Linked DNA regions of Homo sapiens: region 1 is linked to region 2. The links are chromatin loops, found by intact Hi-C in ENCODE. Cell type or tissue: ascending aorta. All regions are shown on one strand. Links, peaks and the distances in the headings refer to the core of each region. The heading gives the core; the rest is flanking DNA.

Evidence for each region. Peaks named below come from ENCODE experiments on the same cell type or tissue, not always from the same donor. Only the 100,000 strongest peaks of a DNase experiment are listed, where the experiment ranks them.
Region 1: a loop joins it to region 2, with 1.8 times the contacts of the local background. A loop is called at or near these places in 1 of 110 quality-filtered maps.

Annotation. Positions count from the first base shown.
Region 1 is chr14:71,437,861-71,443,239 of GRCh38, forward strand. All of the region lies in intron 2 of SIPA1L1 (signal induced proliferation associated 1 like 1), which reads left to right. Among named protein-coding and RNA genes, the nearest start is that of SNORD56B, 42 kb to the left of the region's middle. In ascending aorta, for the core only: no CTCF peak of the experiment used is centred there; DNase peaks (open chromatin) are centred at 1,024 and 2,251; H3K27ac peaks cover 3,708 bases.
Region 2 is chr14:71,527,462-71,532,840 of GRCh38, forward strand. It overlaps SIPA1L1 (signal induced proliferation associated 1 like 1), which reads left to right. Exons shown (of 24, transcript NM_001386936.1): 4 at 1,851-1,909. Among named protein-coding and RNA genes, the nearest start is that of SNORD56B, 130 kb to the left of the region's middle. In ascending aorta, for the core only: no CTCF peak of the experiment used is centred there; DNase peaks (open chromatin) are centred at 2,530 and 5,053; H3K4me3 peaks cover 899 bases; H3K27ac peaks cover 1,639 bases.

The sequences.
Region 1 (5,379 bases), core at 179-5,178, 90 kb before region 2:
CTGTGGGATCCTCAATAGGAAGTAATTTGGAAGTATCTATTGAAATTTAAAATATACACAGGCATGTACCGTAACTCTTTAGTTGTTTACTCAGCATCTATCCTAAAGAAAACATGGGCCGTGACTCACATACTGTTTTTTTCAGTACCTTCTGTCACCCTTGTTATCTCCTTACATTTTAGCCATTAAATTCTGTTAAAGAAGATGTGAAACCTTTTAGAAGTGGTTCATAGCCCATGCTGTGCACTTTTAATTTGATTCTCTACCTTACTTTTTAGTTAAACAAAACAAAACAAAACAAAACAAAACTCGTCACCATAGTAATTCTTTAGATGTTAGAATCAGCTAGGTATGCTTTTTTTTCTCTCAAACTTCTTTAATCATCACCCACATTTCACCCCAGTTCCGATAATTCCCTCTTTCCCTGTTGAAAATCACCATAATGAGCCTTGGCCCCCGATTGCACGTCCTTGATGAGTGTGTTGGGGACAGAAGTACTCTCAATCCCCTGTGGCCTTCCTGCTCTTGTTCCCACTCCTGACCAGCCCACATAATGAATCCTGTTCTCAAAGCAAAGATCATCTCCACCCACATCAGCAGCACCTTTTGTTCTTCGTTCCTTTTTCATCCTTATTCCCAGATCTCAAAATATCGCTCCCAATATCTTTGCAGTCTTTACTTTCATTCCAGAGGATTCAACAGTATACATTTATGCGCATGTGGTAAAAGGACCACGGTTGCTTTGGTACCAAACAGACATGAACAAAAATTGCACCAGAAAACAGAAAAATTGTTTGTGCAGAATTCTAGAAAAAAATCCTCTTGCCTGTCTCCACATCAGGTTGAAGGGGAAGAGGAGAGGGCCATCGGGAATCTGGGAATTAAGGAAGTAAGGAGGTAGAATTGGAATGTTTAAGCCACCAAGTAACTATTAGATTGGTGCCTGGGTTTTGGGTCATGCTCTCATGTGCTTCTGCCTGCAGCTTACTTGCCTCCCTCTTGGGCTGGTTGGAAAGCCGTGGGCTGGTTACTATGGGAATTGATGGGTGCTGCTGGCAGTGAGAGAAGGAAAGTACTTGGAATTGATACAGAAATACTAGGAGAGCAGGTTTTTTTTTTGCCCTCTGCTTTCCTGCTTACTGTTTTTTGATTTGATTTAACTAATGTGGTTTTAGCTGAAGAGAGCCTTTCCAAGAGCTCACCTGTGGTACCCTGAGGAGGAGTTGAGCTGTCATCACTCTAACCCAGGAAGACCTCATGGAGAGGAGGGCAACACAAAGGATGGCTAGTTTCTCAGATGAATTTCTGTTTCAGCAACTGGCTTCTCAGGCTTCATTGAACTCAAAATTAAACCCAAGCCTCTTTTTATACTGTTAAGAAATGTGCTGCAGACAGGAGGGGGAAAGTCAGTATTTAATTCTCTCTTCTTCACTACCGTCTTCTTCACTACCACTCCTCTCCCTCTTCTTCACTGCCACCACCCCTTGCAAGGAAAAGGTAGGTGGAGCATTCTGTGTTTGTCATAAATTTAATGATTCTGAAATGTTGGAAATAGAAAACAGATGTTTTAATGGGGTGATACCCACATTGGAAAGCATCAAGGTCAAAATATATTTTATGAGTCAACTTTAATTTGATTAATAACTTAAAACCCTCTACCATAGTATATGCTACTTTATTTTCATAACTACTCATGAGTATGGAATGGAAAACATTAATTTATCTTTCTAAGAAAAGTATTTGGCTGGAGGAGAAAAGAATATTAAAGTGTCATGGACATTATAAAATTTGGTAGCACAGTCTTTTTTCCCCTACATTTTTAGTTTCAGTTCACTGTTTCTGTTGTTTCTAAATATTTTACCACTAATGAAAACCTTATTTAGGTAAAACGTTTTCTTTTGATTTAAAAGATTTTTGTTGAATTCCTTGCCCAGATGTGAGAGAAGTGTCTACATCTATTCAAACTTTAACTTTGGGTCTTAGAGGTGATGAATCACTTGGCAGAACAACCATGAGATGTTGAATAATCTCATGATTTGGTTGACTTATTTTTAGAAGCCACTCCCTATTAACTCATTTAATTCCTGTTATACGGGAAGAGGGACAGGGAAAGGATTGGAAGAAGAGGTCAGTCATATACAGGCCTTGCCCTCCTAAAGCTTCTGAACTTATTTTTTGTTTGTTTTTTGAGACAGAGTCTTACTGTGTTGCCTAAGCTGGAGTGGCGCCATCTCAGCTTACTGCAACCTCTGCCTCCCAGGTTGAAGCAATTTTCATGCCTCAGTCTCCTGAGTAGCTGGGACTACAGGCGTGCATCACCATTCCTGGCTGATTTTTTTCTATTTTAGTAGAGATGGGGTTTCACCATGTTGCCCAGGCTGGTCTTGAACTCCTGAGCTCAGGCAGTCTGCCTGTCTCCACCTCCCAAAGTGCTAGGATTACAGGCATGAGCCACTGCCTAAAGCTTCTAAACTTGTAGCATAAGTAAGATGATTAAAAAAATAAAATATGTCTAGGTACAGTGGCTCATGCTTGTAATCTCAGCATTTTGGGCAGCCGAGGCAGGCCGACTACTTGAGTCTAGGAGTTTGTGACCAGTCTGGGCAACATGGTGTTACCCCGTCTACAAAAAATACAAAAACTAACTGACCATGGGTGGGTGCCTGTAGTCCCAGCTACTCAGGAGGCTGAGCGGGGAGGATAGCTTGAGCCTGGGAGGTCGAGGCTGCAGTGAGCTGAGATCACACCACTGCACTTCAGCTTGGGTGACAGTGAGAACCCATCTCAAAAAAAAAAAAAAAAAAAAAAAAAAGGAAAAGTAAAGAAAAAGAAAAATCTGAAGTGAAGAGTATATTCAGATAAGAAAGAATAGTTCAGTTTCCCTGGAGTGGTGTATATGGGGAGTGGTGTACAGAGAAATGGATTTGAAAATTTAGGTTGGAATTGACTTGTCTAGGACTTGGAGTGCCTAATCAAAGAATTTTTACCCTTTTAATGTAGGTATTGAGAAACCATTGATGGTTTTGGGGTAGGTGAAGGTGCGTGATACCTCTTTTTTCATACTGAACTTGAATTTTGTCTTTAGCTGTATCTTTGCATAAAACTGAAATTGTTTCTAAGTTCTTTAAAAGATATCACTAAGGAAAGTTAAGATTCAGTGTAAAAAAACAAATTTCAGACTTACTATTTGGGAAAGATCATTAAATCTAGTTGTTTGTTTAATGGATTATAATTCTGATGGTATAAATTTTCAGCATCTTGTTACCTTGGTGAGTTCATGGCTTTGAGGTGACTGGAAACATGGTGTTGTCTGTTTGAATAATGGAATTTCTGCAACTTATTTTACATACACAGCCTCTTAAGTCTGCCACTGATGGAGGTTATTTATGGATCTGTTTCTGATCCAAAGTCTTGCAGAGGGAGATTTTCCCTTGGAGCATAGGCTGGCCAAAATATTTAGATGGGATCTGGTGTGGCCTTCCCTAGGCTGGCTTCCATAGTCCCAGAAAAGAGCCAGCTTCCTAGTGGCCTCTGTCCTTGTATTGCTGCCCAGAAGTTCCCAAAGGATCTTGGGTTGAACCTTTAGCCATCTAGATTATTTATAAAAACATAGCCATCATACTGCTATTTGGAAAGGGTTATACTTTTATGCTTCTTTTGAGCTTAAAGTGGTGGCATGGAGGGACATAGTCTCTAAGATTCCTGCATTCAGGTACCATGTCTGTCATGCTCATTATTGCCTCTCCATGGCAGAGTATAGTGCTTGGGACATGTAAGTACTAAATAAATGCTTGTTGAATGAACGTTGGATAAATCTCGGGTAATTGTTCGTATACAGTAACTACTATAGTGGATGGAAAGACTGGCTAAGTTTTTGATTAACACTCCTTTCTCTTAGTTCCGTAGGTTTTAGTTAGTGATAAAGATTAAAACTTTTTTTGATATGTTGCTTTAAAATGTTAGTAACACTTTAAAGTCCTTTTTAGATAATAAAATAACCATGTAGATCAGGAGTAACTTAAAATGTATGGCCAGGTGTGGTGGCTCCTGCCTGTAGTCCCAGCACTTTGGGAGGCCAAGGCAGGCAGATAACCTGAGGTCAGGAGTTCGAGACTAGCCTGGTCAGCAGGGTGAAACCTCGTCTTCACTAAAAATACAAAAAATTAGGTAGGCATGGTGGTGCATACCTGTAGTCCCAGCTACTTAGGAGGCTGAGGCAGGGGAATGGCTTGAACCTGGGAGGCTGGGGTTGCAGTGAGCTGAGATCGCGTCACTGTACTCCAGCCTGGATGACAGAGCAAGACTCTGTCTCAAAAAAAAAAAAAAAAAAAAAAAAAAAGAAGTAACTTAAACTGTAAAATCTTGCGGGCTAATTAAAAAAATTCAGAACATATAGTATTGACATTCTCTTCCTTTTGCATTAGAAAGGGTCAGTATCCTAAATTATTTAATAATGTATGTCTTTTCCAGCCAAGATTTCATTTACTTGATTCAAAGCCCAGAGTATAGATGGAAGCATAAGAAGGTTTGCCAAAGCATGGAAGAGTAATGAGATTTTTCCCCTGGCAACTTGGAATTTATTTTTTTAAATTATAGTAATTAACATGAAAAATGTTATTTTGTTAACATCTAATGAAGAGAAAGTTGAAATAAATGGAGAAATGTCTATAAATTTTTTTCTTTGTGTTGTACTTTTTTTCTTTTGTCTATAAATATTAAGTTTTTTCTGATAGGGCAAAATAGGAAAATAGGAGAAAACAGTGATTGTTTAAAGATTTGATGATTGGCTAAGTGTGGTGGCTCATGCCTGTAATCCCCACACTTTGGGAGGCTGAGGTGGGAGGATTGCGTAAGCTTAGGACTTTGAGACCAGCCTGGGCAACATAGTGAGACCTTGTCTCTATAAAAAAAATAATAAAATAAAAATTAGCCAAGCGTGATGGCATGTGCCTGTGGTCCTAGCCACTTGGGAGGCTGAGATGGGAAGATCACTTGAGCCCAGGAGGTCAAGGCTGCAGTGAGCTATAATTATGCCATTCTACTCCAGCCTGGGTAACAAAACAAGACTGTGTCTCTTAAAACAAACAAACAAAAAGATTTGATAATCATAAAAGAGCCTATGTTTTTGTGACGTCTTACATTTTCTTAAGGATAATGTATGGCATGTTGCACATTGAGATGGTTATTGGAATATCATTTAGAAACCTCTGGACATAATTCATGTTGGAACCAGTTTACAGTATTAGTTAGGGAGGTAAACTTTGTGCTTACAGTGCCTGTGTTCAAAATGTCCTGAGATTCGGTTTTTATTCTGTAAGAAATCTCAGTGTTACTCTGTCTGAAAATATTTAGCCTTTCAGAATTCCATTTTATAATTTT
Region 2 (5,379 bases), core at 158-5,157:
CTCCCAAAATGCTGGGATTACAGACATGAGCTACTGTGCACAGCCCTCTTATTAATTTGTAAGGAGTTCTTTATATGTTCTGAATCTGTCCTTTGGTAGATATATGTATTGCAAATATTTCCTTCTGTTTTGAGGCGTCCACTTTTCTTCTTTTAATGCTTAAAAATTTTTTTTTTAAAGCTTATTAACTATAATGAATACAGCAACATGGCTGAATCTCACACACACTGAGGCAAGTGAAGTTAGACACTGTATTTGTGGATACATGGACAGTGATCCTCAGCCTTGTCATCATACTACCTGGAAACTTAATTGTCTTAAAGCTTAGTTAGACTTTCATGTTTTTCAGTCCCTCTTAATTGAAAGTGTGGTTTGTTATATAGTTATGTGGTCTGAGGTTTGGATAAGGACAGAGTTCTTATCTTTCCTTTTTTTTGTTTTGAGACCGAGTCTCGCTCTATCGTCCAGGCTGGAGGAGTGCAGCAGCACAATCTCAGCTCACTGCAAGCTCCGCCTCCCAGGTTCAAGCGATTTTCGTGCCTGGGTCCCCAGAGTAGTTGGGATTACAGGCGTGAGCCATTGTACCGGCTATTATCTTTCCCTTTTGAATATTAAAAGCAATTCCAGCATCTTAAAAATCTCAAGTTCTGTGGGTGTGTTTGTTCAGCACTCCATAGTGTGCTGAATATTCATAGATTTTACTAAGTAAGATGATGCAGTATCAGATATTGGAATCATATTTTTGCATTTTTTTCTCCTGAGAACTGTCTCCTCAGATCTTCAAGTTAAGGAATTTAGAAATCGAAGCTTATTTATCTAGCTTTAAATTGCATTGGGTTGAACAGGTTAGTTGTGTCTTGTAGTGAGTAGACTACATGATTTTTGAGGTCTGTTTAATAATTCTATTTTTCAGCTGGGCGCAGTATCTCACGTCTGTAATCCCAGCACTTTGGGAGGCCGAGGCAGGTGGATTACCTGAGGTCAGGGGTTCGAGACCTGTCTGGGCAATATGGTGAAACCTTGTCTCTACTAAAAATACAAAAATTAGCTGGGCGTGATGGTGCGCGCCTCTAGTTCAGCTACTCGGGAGGCTGGGCAGGAGAATTGCTTGAACCTGGGAGGCAGAGGTTGTAGTGAGCCAAGATTGTGCCACTGCAGTGTAGCCTGGGTGACAGAATGATACTCCATCTCAAAAAGAGAAAAATAATAATTCTATTTTTTCCCCTTTTTGTTTCAGCTTTATAAATAGCAGTCCAGGGCAACAGTACTTGATAAAAAGGTATTTTGTTTGTTTTGGTTTGTTATGGTCAGCTCTACAAAGATGCATGTGACCTTAAAAATATTTAGAAATATTATAATACTACAGACAGGCCGGGCGCGGTGGCTCATGCCTGTAATCCCAGCACTTTGGGCGGCTGAGGCGGGCATATCACCTGAGGTCAGGAGTTCGAGACCAGCCTGACTAACATGGAGAAACCTCGTCTCTACTAAAAATACAAAATTAGCTGGGCGTGGTGGCACACGCCTGTAATCTCAGCTACTAGGGAGGTTGAGGCAGAAGAATCGCTTGAACCTGGGAGGTGGAGGTTGTGGTGAGCCAAGATCGCACCATTGCCCTCTAGCCTGGGCAACAAGAGTGAAACTCCATCTTAAAAAAAAAAAAAGAAAGAAATATGATAATACTAGAGACATTTTTCTCTAATGTCTAATTTAAAAGCAACTATTTACCTTAGAAAGGCTGGTTTGCCTCTTCTAGAACAAAGATAAGACCTGTGTAAGTTATACAGCTATTGTATTTTAGTGAAATTTATTGTGCACTTAACCAGGTTTTTTTTCTAATTTTATTTCAGGTTATACCTTATTGGTGTGGACGTTGTCTAAATTTCGGTAGCCATGGCACAAGAATATAGTAAGTACTATGCCATACTTCCTATGACCTACCTGCTTTACAAAGTGTTGATTTTCTGTGTTTAAATTTCTGATTAGAGAAATGAAAACATAGAAACAAAATTTTAAAAAATCTACTTTTCTCAAAGAGATGAAGTCGTTTGTCATCTGCTTTTTGAATCTATAGCTTTATATACAAATACAGTGTAATAGTGATTTATTTCGTATTCTGATACAGTATTGCTCAGGCTATTGCCTGTAAATAGTACTGACTGAACATTAGGGTTGGATCCATATCATGCGTTGCATCTATTCCTCATGTTATGGGGTTGAAGAACTGACTGCAGCTCGCCCTGATTAGGAGCAGTCTCATTTCTGCCTTGTCCATGATTGACTCATGAACTCTGGCTACATCAGTGAGTGCTGAGTGTTACCTGGCCAGGGGGATGGTTTCAGAGATGGTCCTGTAATCCTTTTCTACCCAGCGTGGCTCCAATGTGGGTTTGCCTGGAGCTTCTGGCAGAAGGCTTCTCATGGTTAGGACAGAGCTGCCTCTTACTTCTGGATGTTGTTGTGCGCTGGTGTGAGGTCTGGTGTAGCTGCAGCATTGTGGCTTCCGGACTGAGTGAGAAGCCACACAGGGTGGAGGACGGAGTCCAGAATCACAAGGAAACCAGCCCTGAAGCTTGCCCTTTCTCTGACGTCCAAGCATTTGAGCCAATACATTTCCTTTTTATTTAAGCCAGTTTGAGTTAGGAGCCAAAACAGCCTAAGTGATTCACTTAGTCTCCATTTTATTTTTAGTAATCCATTAGTTTCTCCCTGGGGAAATGTAGGAGTAATTGCAAAGCAAGGCAAAATAATACCATTAAATTAAACTGGCAGAGTGTGTTGGTGTTGACTGGCATACTCTTCACTCTTAACAGTTAGCAGGTAGTGATTTAGTATTCAAAGACATGAGAATAAAATATATCACTTTCAGATTCTACCCCACCCCCACACCCCCAGAAGGTTTTGCGTCCTGATCGACCAACTTGTGCTGTGAATGCTAAAAAGGGTCTTGGATACTGGCAGACTCATCCCTTTGCATAGGTAGGTGCATATTTGGCAGTGCAGACTTGTTCTTTGTGTTTTCTTAGAACAGTCTATACCCTTCTAATTCCTTGTTTTTGTTCTTGAAAAATTAGTAGGAATATTTCAAATATAAAAAGCATATAAGGCATAACACAAATATCCTTACCCCAGCTCCTTTTTGATTAGCAGAAAAACAAAATCCATGTTACCTCTCCTCAACACTCTATAGAGAAATCGAATGTTTACCAATTCCATTGAACATTAAAAAACCCAGGATATTTCTCTCTAACAGCAGTTCCCTTTCTTAATCCCCAAGAAGCCACTATCCTGGTTTTGGTCTTTATTATTCCCATGCATTTGTTTGTGTTCTTCCCACATAGTGTATTGTATGATTTTTGGATGCTTTTTAACTTTGAGTAAATGTAGATGCTATGTGCATTTATTACTCAAAATCGTAAGGGAGTTTAGAATAAATTGAGGATCGCTGAAAGAGGCTATAAATCTGTTCTTAGGTACTTGTGAAAAGATCTATTATTGGGTATCCTAGTGATCTGTGATAGAATGTTTTAGGTTTTGAATGGTCAATGAGTTTGAACCAACATGCTGATAGCTTTCTGTCTTATCTACTAATACGAAGCACTTTTCTCTGGTAATTGGCCTACCATTGAGTTCACTCTCTGTATCTACTTCTACACTCCTGTGCAGGTGTGGAATGTGCAGGATACTTATAGATCAATTGTGTCATTAATGAGGTTTTCAGAGTGTGTTGGTTGCTGTTTCATTTAAATAGCTCTATTCATTCTGTAGTCCAAATGATGCTTCTGGCATCATTTTTCTGCATTGTGAGAATTCGCCATTATGCCTACAAAATTTACTTCTTTTTTTTTTTTTTCTAAATTTGTCAGTTTGTCACTATGTTACTTTGTACTGGTAGCAGTAGTACAGAAGAGGGGTCTACTCCTAAGAACTGGCTGTCAGGTTGCACCTCGAAATAGTACTGTGTATCAGTCATCTGGGAGCCTCCTTGGAAATCTTTGTTGTGCCTTTATGTCCCTTGTGACCCAATATTGGGTCTTAGGGATCATTTTCTATCTTGTTCTTGTGTGAAATGTATCTTTTTTTTGTTTGCTTTTGCTTTTGTTTTTGTTGTTTTGTTTTTTAAGACAGGGTCTCACTCTGTTGCCCAGGCGGGAGTACAGTGGTGCAATCTCAGCTCATTGCAGCCTCGACCTCCCAGGCTCAAGTGATCCTCCCACCTCAGCCTCCCAATTAGCTGGGAATACAGGCATGATGAACCACCAGGTTTGGGTAATTTTTTGTATTTTTTGTCCGCCTCAGCCTTCAAGAGTGCTAGAATTACAAATGTGAGCCACCATGCCTGGCCTGAAATGAATCTTAAGTCATTTAAATTTTGCATTCAAAAAACTAATTCCCTTACTATTGGGGGAGTCCTGTTACCCTTTGCTCTTGCTTGGAATGTTGCCTCCATGAAACTGAATAGTCAGTTCCATTCAAAAATCATTAATCCTTTCAACTTGAGAACCTAATTACTGATAAAGTATCAGAGAAAAATTTACAACAATATAATTTCTGTTTTGTTTTTTTTTCTGGGTGCCATTTTTACTTAAATGTTTAACATTTGAAAAAAAGTGAACTCAAAAGATTTTTTCCCCTTTAATTTATACATATTATATCCATGTTACAGGAAGGAAAACATTAACATCTTTTGTTGAAATTGTTTGAAGATCTTACACTTTGTGAATGTATTGGTTGTTGTGTAATATGTTTTGTGTGCATTTTCTTTTTTAAAAAATCTGCATGTTATAGTTGGGTTTTAAGGGGAAAAGCCTATTGAAAATTTTCTTTGAAAAATCAATTCGGTGAACTGATATTACTCTTTTTTGTTTGTTTCTTGTGGAATGGAGTCTTCTTCTTTCTTATATATGAAAGGACTTGTATATATATTAATGGCATACAAAAGGACTTGTGTAAATATGGAAAGTGGTACAAAAACTTGGCTTGTTTTTGTACCGCCAGATGAAATGCTGCCTTTGTGGGGAACGGCCCCCTGGGCTGAGGGAGCTTCTAGACACTGACTCAGATCTGTAATTAGGTCTTGCTCTCCGCACCCTTGTTGACTTGAAAGCACTGGCCATAGACCATTTAGTCTGGAAAAGCAATACTACATGAATCATCTAAATTGGCACAAATTATCCAGAATGCTACTAAATGTTTTGTACTCCTCTGTAATTGAGAGAATTAGAAAAGGAGACTTGTTCTTTAAAAGTATTATAGAGGGTACGTATACACTGATGAAAGTAAATTTTTTTTCCCTGGATAGAATGAAAAGCAGTGGAATATTTGACATTTGTAAGCAGTTCTGATCTCATGGGTCAGTTTTAGGAGATTCCTCCATGG